2 separate regions of the Homo sapiens genome follow, and region 2 is linked to region 1. A link is an interaction called in ENCODE POLR2A ChIA-PET data of the cell type or tissue named here. Cell type or tissue: HCT116. All regions are shown on one strand. Links, peaks and the distances in the headings refer to the core of each region. The heading gives the core; the rest is flanking DNA. Region 1 overlaps ARHGAP35 (Rho GTPase activating protein 35). Region 2 holds the start of NPAS1 (neuronal PAS domain protein 1).

What was found. ChIA-PET counts read pairs that join two places held together with the same protein. Peaks named below come from ENCODE experiments on the same cell type or tissue, not always from the same donor. Only the 100,000 strongest peaks of a DNase experiment are listed, where the experiment ranks them.
Region 2: POLR2A ChIA-PET joins it to region 1 with 5 read pairs; 1 of 35 experiments calls an interaction of 5 or more read pairs at or near these places.

Annotation. Positions count from the first base shown.
Region 1 is chr19:46,895,926-46,907,195 of GRCh38, forward strand. The region is part of intron 1 of ARHGAP35 (Rho GTPase activating protein 35); the gene reads left to right. Among named protein-coding and RNA genes, the nearest start is that of ARHGAP35, 41 kb to the left of the region's middle. In HCT116, for the core only: no CTCF peak of the experiment used is centred there; a DNase peak (open chromatin) is centred at 6,646; H3K4me3 peaks cover 1,896 bases; H3K27ac peaks cover 3,380 bases.
Region 2 is chr19:47,018,217-47,029,486 of GRCh38, forward strand. It overlaps NPAS1 (neuronal PAS domain protein 1), which reads left to right and starts at 1,621. Exons shown (of 12, transcript NM_002517.4): 1 at 1,621-1,781; 2 at 2,790-2,953; 3 at 3,396-3,631. The coding sequence starts at 2,832. RefSeq lists a silencer at 1,558-1,617. In HCT116, for the core only: no CTCF peak of the experiment used is centred there; no DNase peak of the experiment used is centred there; H3K4me3 peaks cover 1,278 bases.

The DNA of each region.
Region 1 (11,270 bases), core at 2,005-10,004:
AACCCCATCTCTACTAAAAATACGTAATTGGCTGGGCTTAGTGGCACATGCCTGTAGTCCCAGCTACTCGGGAGGCTGAGGCAGGAGAATCGCTTAAACCCAGGAAGCAGAGGTTTCAGTGAGCCAAGATCGCGCCACTGCACTCCATCCTCGGTGACAAGAATGAAACCCCGTCTCAAAAAAAAAGCTATAAGGAAGCCCAGCACAGTGGCTCACACCTGTAATCCCAAGCACTTTGGGAGGCCTAGGTGGGAGGATCACTTGAACTCAGGAGTTCAGACCAGCCTAGGCAACATGGTGAAACCCTGTTTCTACAAAAAATTAGCCAGGCGTGATGGTGTGCACCTGTAGTCCCAGCTGAGGTGTATCACCGGAGCCCGGGAGGTCAAGGCTGCAGTGAGTGGTTATTGCGCCACTGCACCTGCACTCCAACCTGGGCAACAGCAAGTCCCTGTCTCAAATAAAAGCTAAGAAGGCAAGTTTTGTAATAGTACTTTGAGCAGCATAAGGTACATATACAAAATATTGTGGGAAATATATTATGAAGTTTTGCATCTAGGTACATAAGAGACTGTTTCCCTCACAGTGGAGAGCTTTGGTAAAAGAGCAAGTGGATTAGAGCAGTTGTAGCTTCTGTTTTCTCCAGAAAGCTCACGCTGTGCAGCAGCTGTTTTTGTCCATTCTGGCTTTGCAGCAGTGCAGTATTGGGGTTAAGCCACGTGTGTGGGCCTCAGAGGCAGGCAGCTGGGGCCATACTAAGCCGGGTGATCTTGAACGAGTCTCTTGACCTCTGCAAGCCTGTTTTCTCATCTGTAAAATGGGGATTATAATAGTAGCTGCTCTGTTGGGTTACTGTGAGAAATGCTTAATATGGATTGTAGGGCATGATTTCCTATGGTAAGGTTTTTAGAAGTAATAATGGACCAGCTAAAAATGTTCAAGCATTTATCTACTGGGCATGTTGTCTTTTTTTCTTTCTTTCTTTTGAGACAGCTTCTTGTTCTGTCACTCAGTCTGGAGTGCATTGGCGCGATCTTAGCTCACTGCAACCTCCGCCTCCCAGGCTCAAGGGATCCTCCCACCTCAGCCTCCCAAGTAGCTGGGACTACAAGCGCATGCCACCACACCTGGCTAATTTTTTTTTTTTTTTTTTTGGTAGAGATAGGGTTTTGCCATGTTGCCAGACTGGTCTTGAACTCCTAAACTCAAACAATCCACCCGCCTCAGCCTCCCAAAGTGCTGGGGTTACAGGCGTGAGCCATCGCGCCCAGCCTTCAGCATGTTGTCAAAGGAAGTATGAAAATGACAACAACTGATGGCCCATTTTCATCAGTCATCCTGGAAATCAGCAAGAGTCAAGCTGCTTTGTGCACTTATTGGGGTGCACTTATTTTCTCCAAGGTGTCCATTTCATGAGGCATTTTTTGTTAATGGAAAGCTGGGTTAGCAAATGCAGTGATGAAGGGCCATAAGTATAGTTTTAGTAGTTGTTAACCCTTGAAGGTAGTGGGTTTATTTTGTCTTTTTTTTTTTTTTTACGACCTCCAACACTTTCTATTTATCTTGGCTTAATATAATACCTGAAAATGAATTTTAGTTAAGACTTAGAGATTTGTCTAAACAATCTCCAAGCAGGTTGAAAACTGAGACTTTCAAGAGCCAGGGGATTTGAGTGTATTCTGGATTAACTTGGTTCTTCATCTTTCCAAGAAAGGTAAACTGTGTTCTAGGCAGTTTTTGTAATGGGATTTTCAGGCTAGATCTTTAACCAAAAAAAAAAAAAAAGAGGCCCTACAGAAACTTAGAAACAGCCTTTACAGGGTCAAGGGGAGCTTTGACAAGGAAGAGGCAAAAATCTCTGCCCCATGTGTCAGTTGAACTTCTTCCACCTTCCCTCACCAGTGGCTACATTTCAGGGCTGAAAGGGCTTTGGAATCCTTTGCTGAGTGCTTTGGATGAGATTTGTTTTCAAGTTGCTTTTTAGAATTAGAGTGACCATTTACATGGTTTTCATTCCCAATCTGTGAATTCCAAAGCCTTATACCAGTCACCAGGCAGATACGTTACCTAAGAAGTGCCTACTTTTGGAGGCCGAGGTAGGTGGATCACCTGAGGTCAGGAGTTCGGCTAACATGGTGAAACCCTGTCTCTACTAAAAATACAAAAATTAGCCGGGCATGGTGGCGCATGCCTGTAATCCCAGCTACTTGGGAGGCTGAGCCAGGAGAATCACTTGAACCTGGGAGGCAGAGGTTGAAGTGAGCCGAGATCGCGCCACTGCACTCCAGCCTGGCTACAATGCGAGACTCCGTCTCAAAAAAAAAAAAAAACAAAAAGAAGTGCCCTCTGTGTGTAAGGTTCTGAGGAAACATAAAGGAAGGATTCTCCCAATTCCACAAAAACTCGATTTAGTCAAAAAAATATACTTATTGACTTTCCTAAAAAATTAAAAAGAAAAACAACTAAATACACAGCCAACTAGCATCTTCATTTTTAGAACTCAAAAATTAATTGGAATATACCTAGGGAGAAATTTTCTGGAATTTCATTTTCTGGGATATTTTTTAAAATTGCTAGTCCTCATTCCTTTGTCATTTTATATTTCATTTTCCATCTTAGTTAATATTGCTGTTTTTATTTCCTCATTCTCTGTTATTGTATCAGTTATTGTCCAATCAGGAAAGTAGAAACCACTCTAGATAGTTCCAGCAGGAAGGGACTTAAATGCAAGGGATTTATTACAAAGGTGCTGGAAAGGCTTGGGAGGAGCAAAATGCAGAAGAGGGTTGTTATCCAGAGATGAGAAAGCTGCCTGTGGGCTAGAACCCAGGAGCCTCCATGCACAGATGAGCTGCTGCTGCTGCTGCTGCTGCTGCTGCTGCTGCTGTTGGAGCTGTATTGCTGCAGTTCACCAGGAACCCAGAAGCCAAAACTGCGCTGATGTGCTGGAACCTGCGGTGTGTGTAGTTGCCTGCATTCTTCCATAGTTGTTCACTGCTCCTGCTGCTGCTGCTCCCCAAGACAGAGCAGTAACAGGAAAAAAGTGGTGTTATCCTTCCACTTGCCAACCAATCTCCAGCCTTTGAAAACCTAACTGTGGAAGCCAGCTGGCAAAGGAGTCTGGGAAATGTAGTGTGCAGGCTTTCAGTTCTGCTGATACGGAGGAGAATGTAGAAGGGCGCGTTTGACCAAATGAATGCTGTAATTGCTTGGGTGATGCATTTCTCATAACGGAGATGGGCAGAGAAGGCATTATTTTACACTGATAACATTCAGAGAGGTGGAGAAGAGGCACAGTGGCATTCCAGATAAGGGGATAGCCAGAGTGGTGGTGTGGAGGCAGGAATGCTCATGGCATGTTCAGAGAATAGCTTAGCTGGACCATAGAGTTCTTTTTGAAGGATAGCTAGAAATGAAGGTAGAAAATAAGGTTGGGTTCAAATTGGATTGAGATTGTGGTAGTAAAAGCTGTCTTACAATTAACCCATGTTGGGTGTGGTAGCTCACGCCTGTAATCCCAACATTTTGGGAGGCTGAGGCTGGCAATCATTTGAGCCCAGGAGTTCCAGACCAGCCTGGCCAACATGGTGAAACCTTGTCTCTACAAAAAAAATACAAAAATTAGCCGGGCATGGTAGCACACCCACACATCTAGTCCCAGCTACTCAGGTAACTGCAGCGGGAGGATCGCTTGAGCCTGGGAGGTTGAGGCTGTGGTGAGCCATAATCGCGCCACTACACTCCAGCCTGGGTGACAGAGTGAGACCCTGTACAAAAAAAAACAAAAACAAAAACAAAAACAAAAAAAAAAAGAAGAAGATTAACCCATAGCACTTTACACAGTGATTTGAGCTGGGATAGACCAATGAGGAAACTCTTATGATAGCTCAAGCTTTAAGGGCTTGAGGACTGTGGTAAAAACCTGTACATTCAAGACAAAGTTGTCTTGAATGAATTGTTTCTGTCTTAAGAACTGAGGCTATGGTAGTGGAGTTGGAGATAAACAGTTCATTCAAAACAAGCTTTTAACTGATGTACCTGTCAATGGCTTGGGGCAAGTAATTGGAATAAATAATGAATTCTGATTTTCTGTTGATTTTTCTATATAAATTGAATTTGTTGATTACCTTATGCTCTTGAAAAGGTCTTAGTTCTCTCTTTTTTATGCTTTTACTTCTCTGGGATAATGCCTTGATAAGTTAGACTCATCATGGTATTGTTAGGATCTTCCTTGAAGTGGCATTAAATTCACTTTGATCATAAACTTTATTCATAAATTTGTTTTTTGTTTTTTGGGTTTTTTTTTTTTTTTTTGAGATGGAGTCTCACTCTGTCACCCAAGTTGGAGTGCAGTGGTGCAATCTCGGCTCACTGCAGCCTCCTCCTCCCAGGTTTAAGTGATTCTCTGCCTCAGCCTCCCAAGTAGCTGGAATTACAGGCATGTGCCACCACACCTGGGTAATTTTTGTATTTGTAGTAGAGACGGAGTTTTGCCCTGTTGGCCAGGCTGGTCTCGAACTCGTGGCCTCAAGTGATCCGCCCACCTTGGCCTCCCAAACTGTTGGGATTACAGGCGTGAGCCACCATGCCCAGCCTTTATTAGCCAATTTGAAACCTGTGCAACAAGTTCTGCAGGGCCTTGATAACTTGAGGTAATACTTAAATTACTTGTGGACAGGTTTTTGGTTTTTTCTTTGGACACTAATTCATTAATTCCATTTAGGAGGTATTTATTGAGCCAGCAGTGTGTGTGGTGCTGAGGTCACATGAGGAGCAGAATAGATAAGACATTAAATCCCCATCTTTTTGGAGTTAACAATTTAATGAGAAATAGAAATTAAAGAAAAAAAAAACATTCCTCGGCCTTAGGGCCCTTGCAGTTGCTGTTCAGCTGCCTGGAATGCTGTCCCCCAGATGCCCAGATTCTTAACTCCCTTGCCTCCCTCATGGCTGCTCCCACGCCTCCTGCTCAGTGGGACCTGCTCTGGCCATCCCTTTCAGCTCTGTGCATACTCCTCTACCACGTGCCGGGGCTTTCTCCCCATTCTATTTCCCTCCTAAGTTTGCTTTGTAATTGTCTGTTTCCCTCTGCTAGAATTTAAGTTCCATGAGGCAGGCATCTTTGTCTCTTTTGTTCATTGCTGTATCCACATGCCTAGTACAGTGCCTGGCACAGTAGTAGGTGCTTGCTCAGTAATTTTCATTGAATGATTGAATGGGCGAATGAGAATAAATAAATGAGGGCATCCAGGGAACCCAAGGAAGGCTACAGTGGCTAGTGAGAAAAAGGCAGAATGGTGGAGATGAGATCACATAGGGAATAAGAATTTGAGGGTTTAATATAAGAGCAGGCCAGGCATAGTGGCTCACCCCTGTAATCCCAGCACTTCGGGAGGCCGAGGCAGGTGGATCACTTGAGGTCAGGAGTTCGAGACCAGCCTGGCCAACATGGTGACACCCCATCTCCACTAAAAATACAAAAATTAGCTAGGCATGGTGACGCGTGCCTGTAGTTCCAGCTACTTGGAAGGCTGGAGCAGGAGAATCACTTGAACCCGGGAGGCAGAGGTTGCAGTGAGCCGAGATCGCGCCACTGCACTCCAGCCTGGGTGACAGAGCTTAGACTCTGTCTCACACAAAAAAAATGATCAAATCTGTTCTTTAAAAGATAACTTGCTGCTCTAGGAGAGCAAGAGTATACATGTGAAGAACGCGTAAGGCTGTGGGGATCCAGGCGATCTAGATTCCCTGGCAGCAGATACGTTGGCTTTCTCAGCTGTTGAATTTGAGTGCCCATTCCAAGGGTAGGCATTGATTGTTATCATTCTGATTATACTTGCATGCACTTAGGTTATCATTAGCCCCTAGAGACTTACCTGTCTCCTTGAAGAACATCATTGTCCAGTGATCCTGCTGACAGATGAGAGCTGTCAAGATAGCTTGGCTGTGAGATGCCATTTAACTAGTTTTTATCTGTGTATGCTTTCCCTCCCCCTGCAAGATTTAATGACCTAGCCAGGAGAGAGTCTAGGCTTCCTGGCTCCTCTCCAAGTGTTCTACCACTAAAATGTTAATATTACCTTTCTCAGAATTCTTCTGAATCACTTGTTGGCACTGTAAGTGGCTTTTTAAACTTTGATTTTGCCATTTTTGAGTCTGTTTGTACTAGGATTTTTTGCTGGAGGAATTTGAGCTGATTTGATTACTTAAAGAAGGCCTTTTCACTTACCTTTGCTTTTTAAAGTTGAGTAGCCTGTGATAGGTGGGAATGTTTCTGCCACCTGACATGTTAGTTGGCAAAGTAGTAGAGGCAGCCTTTAATAAAAGTCACTCTGGAAGAATATTAGTTGGGTACTTAGCATTCTTGGCATTCTTATGGAATGATACAGGTTTATGGCCTTTTTATTAAGTTCTTAAAATCAAATGATCTTTAATTAGAAGCAATCATATATAAAACTTTGTGACTCCAGACAACACTGGCCTTACTGTATTCTACTATGGAGTGGGGTTTGTGCCTGTAGGAATGCAGGTTTGGGTTAGGGGAGCGGAGAAAGGGGTGTGAGAAGGCCATATTGAACACATTGTAGCCTGGTCTGTGCCATCTGCTCCCGGCTGCCTTACTGGTATGGAATGTGGACATACAGCTTTTGAGCCTAGCTGTACCTTGCTTGGCTTTTAGCTCTCATGATTCAACTGGCTGAGCTTAGCTTTCTGTTACAGTCAGTAAGGAAAATGGAGTTGAGCAGCCTGTTTTTTGAACTCAGGTAGTCATGAGGCTTGACAAGCCATGACACATATATTTTAATCGCCACGGCCCCCTCTAATGTTTTAAATAAGACAGTAGAGGAATATTTACATTCAAGGAACAACAAGTTATCACAAAACTCCCCCCAACATACACAGCAAGAAAAATGCCACCTTATTCTATTGTATATGATTCTTCACTGGGCAAAAAGGGCTCTTTATCTGAATGCAATCTATGATGTCCTCAGTGAAGAAAACTAAAGGGTTGGTGTGTATGATATCGCATTTTGGTATGAACAGATTATATATGTTTCTGTGCCCACACCTGTACCCTTGAGGAGCGGTAATAGCCAGAAGGGATCGTGGTGTTAGAGATGGCAAAGCTAAGGCTCTGACAGGCTCTCTTAAGTTAAGGCCTTGACAGTGGGTTTTCTGAGCAGAAAGCAGAAATCACAGATGGATTCAGGGGCCGGGGAGTGGTCTGCGGCATTGGGGAGACACATGCAATAGTGAAGGAACTGGGTTGAGACACCTACTCATCCCCAAACCCTCTCTTCATTCTGCACACAGTAATCATATTAGCTATGGTACAAGTTTCCCATAAGATTTTAACATAGTAAATGCCGTGGGAGTCAGAGTCGGTCTGCTGACAGGGTTTTTATAATGGTGATGTACGTTGTTGTGCATTGATTTTAAGACGATTCAAAAGAAAGTAGCTGCTCTGTGCTCTTCCCAGGGCCATTCAGAGCCAGGGAGTGGGAGGTGAGGCCACGGAGGGAACCACTCAGTGGGTTTATCTTGGGCATTCTGTGCATATGTAACTGAGAAAGGTATGTTGTTACCTAATGTATGCTTTTGATAATTTGGACCAAGAGACATGGTATTCTGAATAGCAGCCAAATATATGAGGTCAAGGTGACTTCCTCTAGCAATTAGGACAGCTGTCATGGAAGAGTAGGCCAGACCTGATTTCCTTCTTAAGTCCGAGGGCTAAACCAGTGATAAGAGATGACTCGTTGATCTTCCTGATATTACTGGCCAAGCACTTTCTAAGGAATGACGATTGATAAGGAAGAACAAACTACTATTTTGGTCTCTTATCTAAAGGAAAATCATGAAGCTAGCACTTTATAGAAAATGCACTTATTCAGTTCCTTGTATGATCACAAATGTTTTCTTAGTTATTTTTGGGCTCCCCAACAGGATATGTTACTTATAGTTTGAAATTCGCCTTTTTTTTTTTCTCTGAAATATATCTTGAAGTGTTGAGTGGTGGCTAGGTGCCATATAGAACATACAAGCAGAATTTTATAGAAGTATACATTTAGTGAGGGGTGGAGATTATTGCTTTAATAAATGGGACTGGCTGGATGTCATTCTTTTTTGTCCCCTTCCCAGTCACTTTGACTCTAGGGTCTTGATTAATGTGATCATCTCTGCAGAGTGTGGAGAGACAGCACTGGGATGGGGGTGGGAAGTGGGCGCAAAGCCTTTCTTAGGGCACAGACAGCTCTGACAGCAGTTTCTGGGACTGCCTTCCCCTCTCCCCTTCAGCTTCCGCATCTGTGACGTGAGGGAGCTGGCTGCCAGCATTCCCAGCTTGGCCTGCCTTCCAGTGGCTTTCATTCAGAGACAGCAGATCATGTTCATCTGGAAGTTTTCTTAGTTGTTCATCTCAAGAAGAATCTTAGGAATTTTTTTTCAAATCAGCCAGTTTTCCTCAGATTTTGCTTCTTCTTTATCTGCCCTGTTCCTTTGGCTAATCTTCTGTCAGCGAGACACAGGGTCATCAGTTTAAGTATGGGAAGGAAATTATGGCCTTGAGCACAGGCAGAAAGCATCTGGCTCCCAGGCGCTTCCTGTGAGCCACCATGAAATTACAAAGACTGGGCCTGACAAGGCCTTTCAAAGGAGCATCTCACACCACCACTGTGTCAGCATTTCCATGATTCCATCGTAAAGCAGTTGTTTTTCCTGATGCTTATTATGACCAGGTTGGAGTTGGCCTTTACATGGGAAGCGTTTATCCAGTGGATGAGAGTGAAACAGCAGGACAGAGGTGGCGGGGGAGAGGGCTCAGATTGCTCTCGGAATTCCCTTCTCCAGCCCGGTCCTGACCAAGCCATTCTTGCTCAGAAGCCTGTGGTTCCTCAGAGGATGAAGTCCAGACTGTCTTTAGCGTGTCAGGACCCTCCACAGACTTGCCCCCAGCGTCTCCCACCATATGTGCCTATGCTCCGCGTTCCTGTTCTCCAGCCAGGGCAGTGCGGGGGAGTGGAGGGACGAGAGCTGGGGGTGGTGTCAGGAGACCTGGGTTCTGGACTGGGGTTCCTGTCTATCTAGCTGAGTTATTTCATTTCTCTCTGTCTCAGTAGTTACTAATCTGGATAGGCTTACCAAATGAGAGGAGGAGAAGAAAAGGTTTAGGAGACAGATTACAAGGCTCTTTCTGATTCTTGTCTCCTGGCCTAGCTTGGAAATTAGAACACCAAATGTCTGAGCATTAAATGGGTTTTTGAACCATGAAGTTTTTTGAACTTCTTAAAAACAAAAACAAACAAAAAGAAAACACTGTAGGTTGGGCGTGGTGGCTCACGCCTATAATCTCAGCACTTTGGGAGGCTGAGGCGGGTGGATCAGGAGATCGAGGCCAGCCTGGCCAAGACTGTGAAACCTCATCTCCACTAAAAGTAGAACTTAAACTTTTTTTTTTTTTTTTTTTAATAGATGGAGTCTCATTCTGTCACCTAGGCTGGAGTGCAGTGGCGCGATCTTGGCTCACTGCCACCTCTGCCGCCGGGGTTCAAGAGACTCTCCTGCCTCAGCCTCCCGAGTAGTTGGGACTACAGGCGCCTGCCACCGCGCCCAGCTAATTTTTGTATTCCACCCCCCCCCCCCAAGACAGAGTCTTACTCTGTCACCCAGGCTGGAGTGCAATGGCGCGATCTCAGCTCACTGCAACCTCCACCTCCCAGGTTCAAACGATTCTGGTGCCTCAGCTTCCTAAGTAGCTGGGACTACAGGCACATGCCACCATGCCTGGCTAATTTTTTTGTATTTTTAGTAGAGACGAGGTTTCACCATGTTGGCCAGGCTGTTCTTGAACCCCTAACCTCACATGATCCGCCCACCTCAGCCTCCCAAAGTGCTGGGATTACAGGCGTGAGCCACTGTGCCCAGCTAATTTTGTGTTTTTAGTAGAGATGGGGTTTCACCATCTTGGCCAGGCTGGTCTTGAACTCCTGACCTTGTGATCCACCTGTCTCAGCCTCCCAAAGTGCTGGGATTACAGGCGTGAGCCACCGTGCCTGGCCACATTTTTTTTTTTTTTTAACGTGGGACACCAACATACAAAACAGATCAAAAGCTAGGTAAGGTGGCTCACACCTGTGACTCCAGCACTTTGGGAGGCCAAGGCAAGAGGATTGCTTGAGCCCAGGAGTTCTACACCAGCCTAGGCTACATAGTGAGATCCTGTCTTTACAAAAAATAAAAATTAAAAAAATTAGGCGGGCATGGTGGCCCAGCTACTTGGGAGGCTTGGTGGGAGGATTGCTTGAGCCCAGGAGATCAAGGCTACAGTGAGCCATGATTGTGCCACTGTACTCCAGCGTGGGTGACAGAGTGAGACCCTGTCTCATAAAAATAAACAGAAACAGATCAAATTGGACTTGCTCTCTTGAGGCTGAAAGGTCTGACATGCCACCTGTTGAGTCTTAAAACCTGCCAGTTCCATCCAGGGCTCCCCAGGGCACTGCTTCTCTGCATTTCTTCTCTCTTGCTATGCAGCCAGGATTAGAGTCACCTGTTTGACATGACCCCAGGCAGGGGCCTAGTGTAGAAGGGGGAGATTGTATAGAAAAGTGTATAAAGTATGTACGATTTGAACAACTATAAAGTGAATACCAATATAACCACTACCCAAGTCCAGAAATAGAACAGAAGCTCCACTTTGTATTTAGTATTTTCCTTGGTTCCATTCGTTCTGTTTCTTAGCTTCTTAGCCTTAGCTTCAGTACAGATGCAGTAGATAAAATAAAAGCCAATGGCTTTTATATCTCCTTAGTCTCAAAGCAGGAATCCAAAACACTGCTTTCAAATACAGATGATAAATATTTGAATAAGAAATAATATTTTGGCTGGGTGCAGTAGGTGACACCTGCAATCCCAGCACTTTGGGAGGCTGAGGTAGGCGGATCACATGAGCCCAGGAGTTCGAGACTAGCCTGGGCACCATGGTAAAACCCCATCTCTACAAAAAATACAGAAGTTAGCCAGGCGCGATGGCACATGCCTGTAGTCCCAGCTACTCTGGCGGCTGAGGTGAGAGGATCACTTGATCCTGGGGAGGTTGAGGCTGCAGTGAGTTGTGATTATATCATACTGGGCTCCAACCTGGGTGATAGAGTGAGACCCTGTCTAAAAAAAAGAATCTTTTTTCTTAATAAAAAATATTAATAATAAGAAATATGTTATAATAAATTTTGTTTGTTTTTGAGACGGAGTCTCGTTCTGTCGCCAGGCTG
Region 2 (11,270 bases), core at 1,208-9,207, 120 kb after region 1:
GTGACAGAGCGAGAAGACTGTGTCTCAAAAATAATTAATTAATTAATTAATGGCACAAGTGTACCTCTCATGGCTGGCATAGCACCTGCCCAGGCTGCACAGCCAGGAAGTGCTGTCAGGAGACAGGAGCCCATGATCTGAGCTTGATTCCTTGCCCTGAAACTCTAGCAAGTCTCTCTGGGGATAAATAAGGATCTGTTGTCTGAGAGGCCACTATCACCAGGCTATATCACTTCCCCATGTCTCGGTTTCCCTAGTTGTAAAATGCATCTAGTAACAGAGCCCATCTCAGAATCTTGCTATAAAATAAAGTATTAGCAAAAAACAAGCACTCCCTTAAGTGTTAACTATGAGGATCATGAATGAGTTTGTGTGTTGTGAGCAAATGCACACGGGTGTTTGTGTGTGCCTCAGTTTCCCCATCTGCCCAACCAAAGGCCAGCGCGTGCTCCCTGCAAGCCCCTGACTGTATGCCTCTTCTAAGACTCCCTGCTCCATTTTCTTTTTCTTTTCTTTTCTTTCGAAATGGACTCTCCTTCTCTGACCCGGGCTGGAGCGCAGTGGCGGGATCTCGGCTCACTGCAACCTCCGCCTCCCAGGTTCAAGGGATTTTCCTGCCTCAGCCTCCCGAGTAGCTGGGATTACAGGCGCCCACCACCACACCCGGCTAATTTTTGTATTTTTAGTAGAGACAGGGTTTCACTATGTTGGCCAGGCTGGCCTTGAACTCCTGACCTCGGGTGATCCAACCGCCCTGGCCTCCCAAGGTGCTGGGATTATAGGTGTAAGCCACCGCGCCCGGCCCCAGCTCCATTTTCTTTCCCCATGTTAAGGTCATGTAGAGGCTTTTAAGTGCCTGGAGACCCCCATGCCAGGGAGGACCCTGAGAACGGGAAGTGGGGGCTGCATGGAGAGAAGGAGCTAGGGGAACTGTAGGACCTCCTATCAGACTGGGGAAGGCCTGGCTTGGACGCCTGGGTTCCCGTCCTCTGTGCGAGGTACTACAACCCCTGAGTTCCCATTTATGATCTAATGGGGAGCTTGGATGTAAGGGTTCCCGTCCCTGCGGCGGGGGATGGAGATAAGACGCCAGGATCCTGGTCTCTGGAGCTCCTTAGAGAGCTGGATCCTGGTCCCTGACGAGGGAGGTGTATGTCCCCCTTTTAAGGCGGGTTGGGTTTGGATGCGAAGTCCCAGCCCTGTGGGGGGAGAGTGTGCTGACACTCAGGAGTTCTCTCCCGGAAAGGGAGGGTCTCGAATTCTGGATTTGTGTCCCTGGAGGAAGCACTGACGTGAGTCTTCACTCGTACATGGGGCTCGGCTGCAGGGTACCTGTCTTGTCCCGAGGGGCTGCTGGGGCACTAACTGCCTCCTGAAGGGGTGTAGACAGTGCCCGGACTCCGCTGTTCCCCTTTTGGAGTGGGGTAGCTCCGATCCGAGGTGCTACATTCTGACCCCCGACGTTACCGTGGGGCAAGGGAACTCGGACCCCAGGGTAGCTTGGCCCCCTACCAGGGAAAGGCGAGCAGGGCGGGTCCGGGGGCGGAGACGCGGCGGGCGGGGCTCCGGCAGACCCCGCCCCCGCCCGCAGCGCTGGTCGCGCGTCTCCAAGTCTGCGAGGCCGAGGTGGGCGCCGAGAGCTGGGCGCCACAGCCCGCGCGTCCCGCTGCGCCCCGCGCGCCCCGGGGTCTATGGAGCTGCCCCTCCGCGCCGCCCGGCCGGCCCCACGCCGCGCCCGGAGCCTGCTCTGCGGCCAAGTAATCGGACTGGCGGTCCTGCGGGTAGGGGAAGCTTGCGGGCTGGCAGGAGGGGGACTTCTGGGTCCCAGAGGAATGGGGGGCTGGAACTCCAGTGTCCTGGGGGATAGGGGGTGGGACGAGGGTATCCCGAGCCTGGGGGAAGGGGCGCACGGATGTTTGAGTCCTGGAGAAATCTGGGGTTGGGAGACCTGGACACGGGGGTCTGGGGCATCTGGACACCTGGCTGGGAGGTTTGGGGGCGGCCTGGTTCCTGGGGTTAGGGGGTGTTCTGAACGCCTGGTCCTGGAGGAATGAAGACCTAACTGAAAACGTTAGGGGATCAGGAGACCAGGACACCTGGGCCCCGAGTGTCGGGTCAATCCTGGGGGCGTCCTGGGGCAGAGGCTGCGGCGGCTGCGTCCGGGGCTGGGGCTCGCGCGCCGGGGTCTTCAGGGAGGAAGTTGTGGTCGTGGGGATGTGGCGGTCCGAACACGTGGCGCCATCCCGAGAGGCTGGGGGGATCCCTGGGCAGGACACAGGATGGGGGTCCCTGCCCTCTGCCCCCTGCCTCCTTAGCCCAGCCGGGAAAACAGGGTGCAGATCCGGGGAGTCAGACACCGGGGATGGGCTTGGGGGGCGGGTCCTCGGGGCAGAGGGCTCCGGGGGCTGGGGCGTGCGTGCCTGGCCCGGGAGGCGCCCGCCCCCCGCCCGGCTTGGGCATGCTTGGCACGCAGCGCGCGGGCCGGTTCGATCCGTATGCGCGCCGCGTGCGCCCATTGGTATGCGGGAGCCGGCCCGGCGCGGGCGTGAGGCGGGCGCGCTGGCGGGCGGCGCGGGGGAGGCGGCGGCGGGGCACGTCCTCACCCGGAGCGCCAGCCCCGGGCCGGCTAGGGTGGGAGCTGAGGCCTCCAGGTAGGGGAAACTGAGGCATCATCCAGGCCCCCCCCCCCCCAGCTCCTTGCTGGGACCCTGAGCCCTGCACGGATCTCAGTTTCCCTAGAAGGTCTCCCGAGGGCACTAAGCGTTGCCCCTGGCCCCCTCCCGCTGCAGGAGACTCGGGGCTCGGAGCCCGCCTGAGCGAGCCCCCCGGAGATGGCGGCCCCCTATCCCGGCAGTGGCGGCGGAAGCGAGGTCAAATGCGTGGGAGGCCGCGGCGCCAGCGTCCCCTGGGACTTTCTACCCGGGCTGATGGTCAAGGCGCCGTCCGGACCGTGGTGAGCAAAGCCCCGCCCCCCTGGCCGCGGGCCCCCCCCCGGGTCCAATTCACACCCGATGTTCTGTCCCCGTGCCAAGGGGCAGTTCACACCCAGCTCCCTGACCCGCCCCTTAGGGCTAGAAGGTCTTACCTTGAGTTAACTACCGTCCTGAGCCCGGTCCCCTGCGTTCTGCTTCTAGTCCCGGTCCTCAGAATTCACGCCCAACATCTTTAATCTCTCGCCCTTCCTCCTCCTTCCCACCAGAATTGACACTCGAGGTTCTGTCCCTGGGTCGGAGTGTAAAATCCACACTCCGGTCTGCTCCCACCTCCAGAGATGTGGAATCCACTCCCAACGTCCCGTCCCGTTCCCAAGGCCCCGGGAGGCGGGGCTCGCCCCCAGTTCCCAAGCCCCTGAGCCCCGGGGCCCCGCCGACACCTCCTCCGCGCCGCCCGCCCAGCCTGCAGGCGCAGCGCAAGGAGAAGTCCCGGAACGCGGCGCGCTCGCGGCGCGGGAAGGAGAACCTGGAGTTCTTCGAGCTGGCCAAGCTTCTCCCGCTGCCCGGCGCCATCTCCAGCCAGCTGGACAAGGCTTCCATCGTGCGCCTCAGCGTCACCTACCTCCGCCTGCGCCGGTTCGCCGCGCTGGGGGCGCCGCCCTGGGGGCTGAGAGCCGCGGGGCCGCCAGCTGGCCTCGGTGAGTGCTCATGCGCGGGGCGAGGGTCCCGGGGCCCTCCAGGCGGAGTCACTGCAGCCCAGATCCGGGCTGCGGGCCTGCCCTCGCCCAGATGCTTGTCTCTGGAGTCAGCCAGGACCTTTGCGTGTCCCTATCAGGTGGCTTCTGCTCTCCAAGCCTCAGTTTATTAAACTGTCAAATGGGCGCAAGAGGTTGGGAAGATTTCGTGAATTCTGCCCTAAACAAGGCCCTGGCAGTTCTAGTGGTCACTGGTAAATGCTATTCCTATATTTTTATTAGAGGAGAGGAATCATTATTACAACCAAAGAAACTCCCAGCTGCATGAGCGGGACAGAGGGGACTCACCCTGGCTTGGGACGCCCATTCGCTAATGGGCGAGATACCCTGGATCCAGACCTGAGGGGCCCCGGCGGGAACGCAAGGACTGTACAGTCTGAGCCCCCAGTTGGAGGAGCAAGAGGGAGACAGTATGATGTGGCGGATGAGATGGGGAACTTCAGGAAGATGCCCCAGGGTTCCTGTCGCCGCGCAGCCACCTCCCAGCTTTGCAACCCCGGGCAGGTCGCCTCACTTCTCTGTGCCTTAATGTGAAGTGGGAAAAAACGGTCCAACCTCCCCCAGGGGGCTGAGCAGAGAATCAACCAGGTCATATTTGCAAAGTCCCTGGAAGTGCCTAGCTCAGAGCAAGCCACCGCTATGCGGCCAATGCTGTTATCAGCAGTAACCTTGCAGGGCTGCTGGAGGGGTTCGGGGCATGGAGGAGGGGGCGGGGGGGCTGTCGCTTTTGGAGCATCTCCTGCCTGTCTGGCACTTTTCTGAGCGCTGGGATTGAGCAGGAGAAACAATCTAGACAAAAGTCCCTGCCCCGGAGCGGCTGGCATCCTAGTGGCCAAGACGCAATAAAGAAATAGGCAAAGCAATATAATCTAGAATATGTAAAAATATAAACTCTGTAAGATACAGATAAATATCTAAGTTTATTATTATTACTCAGACTTTATTATTGAGACATAGAAGTGCTGTTATGTTATTATTACTTCTATTTTATGTGTTTGTTACAGCTTTGCGGTGATGAGGATAAGGCAGTGTGAGTGGTGTTTATCTGAAGTCTCAGGGCACCCCAGGCTACCCCTGTCCCCACCCCTCCAGGAGAAGAGGGTGTCCTTAGGGTGGGGTTGGAGGGGCTCCAATTCCCCTCCTGCCCCGTCCCAGGGGAAGAGGGGGGAGAGAAAATAGCATTGATTAAGCTCGCAATAAATCACCATTTAAATTTAAATAATCCGGCTTCCCAGGCGGTAATTAGGCGAATTGACTGGCGCGGAGAGAATGCGGCATTAGCGCCGCTGATTACTGTCATTACCGCGAACAACATGTGCGCCGGCGGGGGATAAACATCTTGTCTATTGTCCCCGAGCTGAAGGGGGGGAAAGGGGGGGCTAAGAGAGCCCCGGCGGCGTCCAGCCCCCCATTACCTGGATGAGCATTCCGGGGCTCAGAGGCATCAGGGGCTGGCTGAGGTCACAGCACTGACGTGGCAGAGCATGGACTTAATCGATCCCACCTCGACCACGGTGCCAAGTGGAAGTAGGGTCAGGACAGTGTGGGGGGGCTTGGTACTGCGTGGACTCCTATAGTCCCAAAACTGGGAAATCGGGGGACAGAGGCATTTCTAGCTCTACAGGGTCCCTAACAAGAGGCGAAGCACCTGCTTCCATAGTTCAGAGGAGGAGCTGAGGACAGCATTTTAGCTGAAGCCACAGAGCAGAGCACTGTCAGTCACACTCTCTGAAGGGGAGGGGACTCCCATGCCCTCCTCAGTAATAAGCCGGGCACCATGGCTCACATCCGTAATCCCAGCACTTTGGGGCGCCAAGGTGGGAGGAAAGCTTTGGGCCAGGAGTTCGAGACCAGCCAGGGCAACATAGCAAAACCCTGGGCAATATAACAAAACCATGTCCCTACAAAAATAAAAATATTGGCTGGGCACGGTGGCTCACACCTGTAATCCCAGCACTTTGGGAGGCCAAGGCGGGCAGATCACGAGGTCAGGAGTTCGAGACCATCCTGGCCAACATGGTAAAATCCCATCTCTACTAAAATACAAAAAATTAGCCGGGCGTGGTGGTGTGTGCCTGTAGTCCCAGCTACTCCGGAGGCTAAGGCAGGGGAATCACTTGAACCCAGGAGGCGGAGATTGCAGTGAGCCGAGATCACACCACTGCACTCCAGACTAGTGACAGAGCAAGACTCCATCTCAAAAAATATATAAAAATAAAAATAAATAAATAAATTAGCCAGGTTTGGTGGCACCCGCCTGTAGTCCCTGATACTGAACAGGATGAGGTGGGAGGACTGCTTGAGCTGAGGAGGTCGAGGCTGCAGTGAGCCATGATCATGCCACTACACTCCAGCCTGGGCAACAGAGCAAGACTCAGTATCTAAAATAATAACAATAATAGTAATCATATAGAATGCATGCATCAGACCCTGGGATAAGCCCTGTATACAAAATGACTTTCTTGGCCGGGTGCGGTGGCTCACGCCTGTAATCTCAGCTCTCAGGGAGGCAAGAGGCGGGAGGATAGCTTGAGCCCAGGAGTTCGAGACCTGCCTCGGCAATATAGCGAGACCCCGTTCTCCAGAAAAAGGAAAAACAACAACAACAACAAAAGATAAAATGACTTTCTTTTTCAGAGGGAGGCACTATTATGATTCCCAAGTTACAGAAGTGTGTGCCCAAGGTCGCACAGCTGGGATTCAAACACAGATGACCTTGCCCCAAAGGCCGCCTCTCAACCATCATATGTGGTCTGTAGGTCTACAGGGATGGGTTCTAGGTCTCTGCCTCTCTGGGCCTCAGTCCTCCATCTGTGAAATGGGACAACAGATGTTCAAGTCTAGCCCTGAGCCTCTGAGTCTGGAGAGGAGACCGCCCAAATCTCATGTCAGCATTCCCTATTGCTTTTTTTTTTTTTTTTTGAAACGCAGTTTTGCTCTTGTTGCCCAGGCTGGAGTGCAGTGTTGCAATCTCTGCTCACTGCAATCTCCGCCTCCTGGGTTCAAGCAATTCTCCTGACTCAGCCTCCCGAGTAGCTGGGATTACAGGCGCCTGCCACCGCGCCTGGCTAATTTTTTGTATTTTTAGTAGAGATGGGGTTTCACCATGTTGGCCAGGCTGGTCTCGAACTCCTGACCTCCTTATCCTCCCAAAGTGCTGGGATTGCAGGCGTGAGGCGCCGTGCCCGGCTTTTACAGCCTTCTTTCTTCCCATAGCACTTATTGTCATCTGACACTCTCTGTATTTATCTTGTTATTTTGTGTCATTCACCAACAGCCTCTTGGTTGCTGAGCCTGGAGTAGCATCTGGGACACAATGAAGGCTTACTAAATTGTTGAGTGACTGTGGCAGTTGAGGGAAGGAGGGGTGACATCTTTATTTATTTATTTATAGACGGAGTTTTGCTCTTGTTGCCCAGGCTGGAGTGCAATGGCATGATCTCGGCTCACTGCAACCTCCTTCTCCTGGGTTCAAGCGATTCTCCTGCTTCAGCCTCCCTAATAGCTGGGATTACAGGCATGCGCCACCACGCCCAGCTAATTTTGTATTTTTAGTAGAGATGGGGTTTCTCCATGTTGGTCAGGCTGGTCTCAAACTCCTGACCTCAGGTGATCCGCCTGCCGCAGCCTCCCAAAGTGCTGGGATTACAGGTGTGAGCCACCGCACCCAGCCCTTTTTAAATTTTTTTGAAACAGGGTCTTGCTCTGTCGCCCAGGCTGGAATGCAGTGGTGCGATCTTGGCTCACTGCAGCCTCCACCTACTAGGCTCAAGAGTTCCTCTCACTTCAGCCTTCCAAGTAGCCAGGACTACAGGCACACGCCACCACGCCTAGCTACTTTTTGCATTTTTTAAGAGACGAGGTCTCACCATGTTGCCCAGGCTGCTCTCACATTCCTGGGATCAAGTGATTTGCCAACCTTGGCCTCCCAAAGTGTTGGGATTACAGGTATGAGCCACTGTGCCCAGCCAAGGGGTGACTTCTTAGCTCATAGGTCAGGCACATCCTCGCTGAGGAAGTAACGTTTTTTTGTTTTTGTTTTTTGTTTTTTTTGAGACAGAGTCTTGCTCTGTCACCCAGGCTGGAGTGCAGTGGTGCGATCTCAGCTCACTGCAACCTCCACTTCCCAGGTTCAAGCGATTCTCCTGCCTCAGCCTCCCAAGTAGCTGGGTTACAAGCACACGCCACCATGCCCAGCTAATTTTTGTATTTTTAGTAGAGACAGGGTTTCGCCACGTTGGCCAGGCTGGTCTTGAACTCCTGACCTCAGGTGATCCATCCACCTCAGCCTCCCAAAGTGCTGGGGTTACAGGTGTAAGCCACTGGGCCCAGCCAAGGAAGTGATCTTTGAGCTGAGGCTCCAAGGAGGTGTGGGAGCAGCTGTGAGAAAAGCTGGAAGAGAGTGACTCAGCAGAGGGAACAGCAGGTGCAAAGGCCCTGAGGCAGGTGGGGATCAGCTTGCTGGGTGCAGAGCCTCATGCACTGTGGTAGGGGTTTGGCTGTTACCCACAGTGAGAGGGGAGCCACAGAGGTGGTGAGGGCGGAAGTAGGAGCCCAGTGAGGATGAGGACGTGGTGGTCCAGCCAGGGCAGCTAGACTGGGCTGGGGCCATGGGTGGTGGAACACAGGTGACATGGTCAGGTCCAACCCCTGGGACTTGCTTAAAATGCATGTGGGTGTGAGAGACACAGAGGGCGGCCTCCAAGAAACCGCCCGAAAAGGCAGTGGTGCCCTGATGTTATCTGTAGTCATACTGAAAAGAAAAGTGCGGCCGGGGCGGTGGCTCACACCTGTAATCCCAGCACTTTGTGAGGCCGAGGCAGGTGGATCACCTGAGGTCAGGAGTTCAAGACAAGCCTGACCAATATGGTGAAACCCCGTCTCAACTAAAAATACAAAAATTAGCCGGGCATGGTGGTGGTGCCTGTACTCCCAGCTACTTGGGAGGATGAGGCAGGAAAATCACGTGAACCAGGAGGCAGAGGTTGCGGTGAGCTGAGATCCTGCCACTGCACTCTAGCCTGGGTGTCAGTGCTAGATGCCGTCTCAAAAAAAAAAAAAAGAGAGAGAGAGAATGGTGGCATGACTCCCAGTATTAGGCACCTACTGTATGCACTAGCCCATTCAACTCTATCACTGTAGACCCATTTTACAGATGAGGCTGAGGAAAGTAAAGGCAAAGGTGACCCGGCACTGCCCCACCCCATGGTGCTTGCCCCCATGCAGCCCTCAGGCCTGCGGCGCTTTGACGATGGGGCATGTGAGGGACCCCTCTCCCCGACTTCCCTGGGTGATGAAGCCCCAGCCTCTTCTCTCCAGGACCCAGGGTCAGCACATTCCTTCAGGGCAGTTGAGAAGGGCAGGTGACGGGGGAGATCTGGGAACTTGGAAGAGGCCTTGGCTTCTGCCTTCTGCCCCTGGATCCCCCTCTCTCTGCCCCAGGTCCCCCCTCTCTCTGCCCCAGGTCCCCCCACACTCTGCACCCGGTTTCCCCCTCTCTCTGCCCCCTGGGTCCCCCTCTCTCTGCGCCTGGTCTCCCTTCTCTCTGCCCCTGGTCTCCCGTCTCTCTGCCCCTGGTCTCCCGTCTCTCTGCCCCTGGTCTCCCATCTCTCTGCCCCTGTTCTCCCTTCTCTCTGCCCCTGGTCTCCTGTCTGTCTGCCCCTGGTCTCCCTTCTCTCTGCCCCTGGTCTCCCGTCTCTCTGCCCCTGGTCTCCCGTCTCTCTGCCCCTGGTCTCCCGTCTGTCTGCCCCTGGTCTCCCTTCTCTCTGCCCCTGGTCTCCTGTCTGTCTGCCCCTGGTCCCCTTCTCTCTGCCCCTGGTCTCCCGTCTCTCTGCTCCTCGTGCTCCCTCTCTGCGCAAGAGATGAGGACACTGAGCAGGCTGTGATAAGAACCACAGCAAGTGTTTGTTAAATGGATGAGTGATGTTTGGGTTCTGGACATGGGAGGGCGGATGTGGAAGTGGTGAAAAGTCTCCTGCTGAATGTGGGGGACAGAGGAGTGGGGACATTTTGAGGGGAGAGGGAGAGGAGGAAACAGCGGGAGGCATCGGGGAGTTGGTGGGATCGGGAGGTGGAGGCTGGGGGTAAAAAGACACATCAGTCAGTGATCAGGAGACTCTGGGGGTCCCTTTCACAGGGGACCGGACCCGTGTATGGGGAAGAGCAGGTCCCCAAGCCCCCCCACCACCACACCCCCTAATCCCGACGTGCCCATTAATGTTGTTAATTGCAGCGGTTCAGTCTGACCCAGGCTGATCCTGGGAGAGGGAAAATGAAGGAATTAGCAAAAATGACAGGGGAAAATTGCGACAATTAGCAGGCAGCATTGTTCCTGCCTGTCACCCGGCTGGTTCCGAGCTGTATCTTGAGGGAGGGGGTCCCCGTCAACCCCCCAGCCCCCCAGTAATTGTTCCTGGAGCTCCAGGCGGAGGTGGAGGCAGGGAGGAACAGCCAGGAGGGTGTGGGGTACTCCTGGGAGGAGGAAGCTCAGCCCAGACACTAGGGGGCTGGGGAGGCGGGGGCTGCGCGCCCATGGGGGAGGGGCGGGGTTTCGCCGCCTGGTGTTTTGATGGTCGGGTAATAACAATAGTAATCACACTATTAATACCAGTCCCGGCTCTGTGCTGCAGCATCTGCTTCTGCCAGGCCCCAGCCAGGCCCTTCTGTCTGTTAAGTGGACTGAATGCGTAACCAGCCTGGGGAGTCACCGCTCCTGGCAAACCCGCTTGACAGAGGAGGAAACTGAGGCACAGAGCGGCAGAGAGGCTGGTCCCAGGGCACACAGCCAGGGAGGGGAAGCGCTGGGGCCTGACAGGAGACCTGGCCCCTTAGCCCCATAGGAAAAAGGCACTTGGGGACCCTCAAGGTCACCAAGTCTCTCCCCTGGCTCCCCACTCTCAGCACTGGGTTGGAGCTCCCTCGGGGGTTGTCCTCTGCAGGGTCAGGGTCACCCAGGGGTCCTGGGTGGGGACAGGCTCCGGGACCCCCAGGTCTCTGCCTACCCCCAGCACAAGGTCCAGGGTCCTAGCTCCTGACTGTAGGGAGGATGGGGCAGGGGGCACAGGTCTCACTTTGTCTTGGTCTCAGTTGCCATCTCTGTCTCTCTCTGCATCTCTTTTCCTCTGTCTCTCCATGTCTATTTTTTTTTTTAGTTTTTGTTTGTTTGTTTGTTTTTGTTTTTATTTTTGTTTTTTTGAGATGGAGTCTTGCTCTTGCTGCCCAGGCTGGAGTGCAATGGCACAATCTCGGCTCACTGCAACCTCTGCCTCCCGGGTTCAAGTGATTCTCCTGCCTCAGCCTCCAGAGTAGCTGGGACTACAGGTGCACACCACCACGCCCGGCTAGTTTTTCTGTAGTTTTAGTAGAGACAGGGTTTCACTATGTTGGCCAGGAAGGTCTCGAACTCCTGACCTCAGGTGATCTGCCCACCTCAGCCTCTCAAAGTGCTGAGATTATAGGCGTGAGCCACTGCACCCGGCCTTAGTATTTTTATTTATTATTATTATTATTATTGAGATGCAGTTTCACTCTTGTTGCCCAGGCTGGAGTGCAGTGGTGGGATCTCAGCTCACTGCAACCTCCA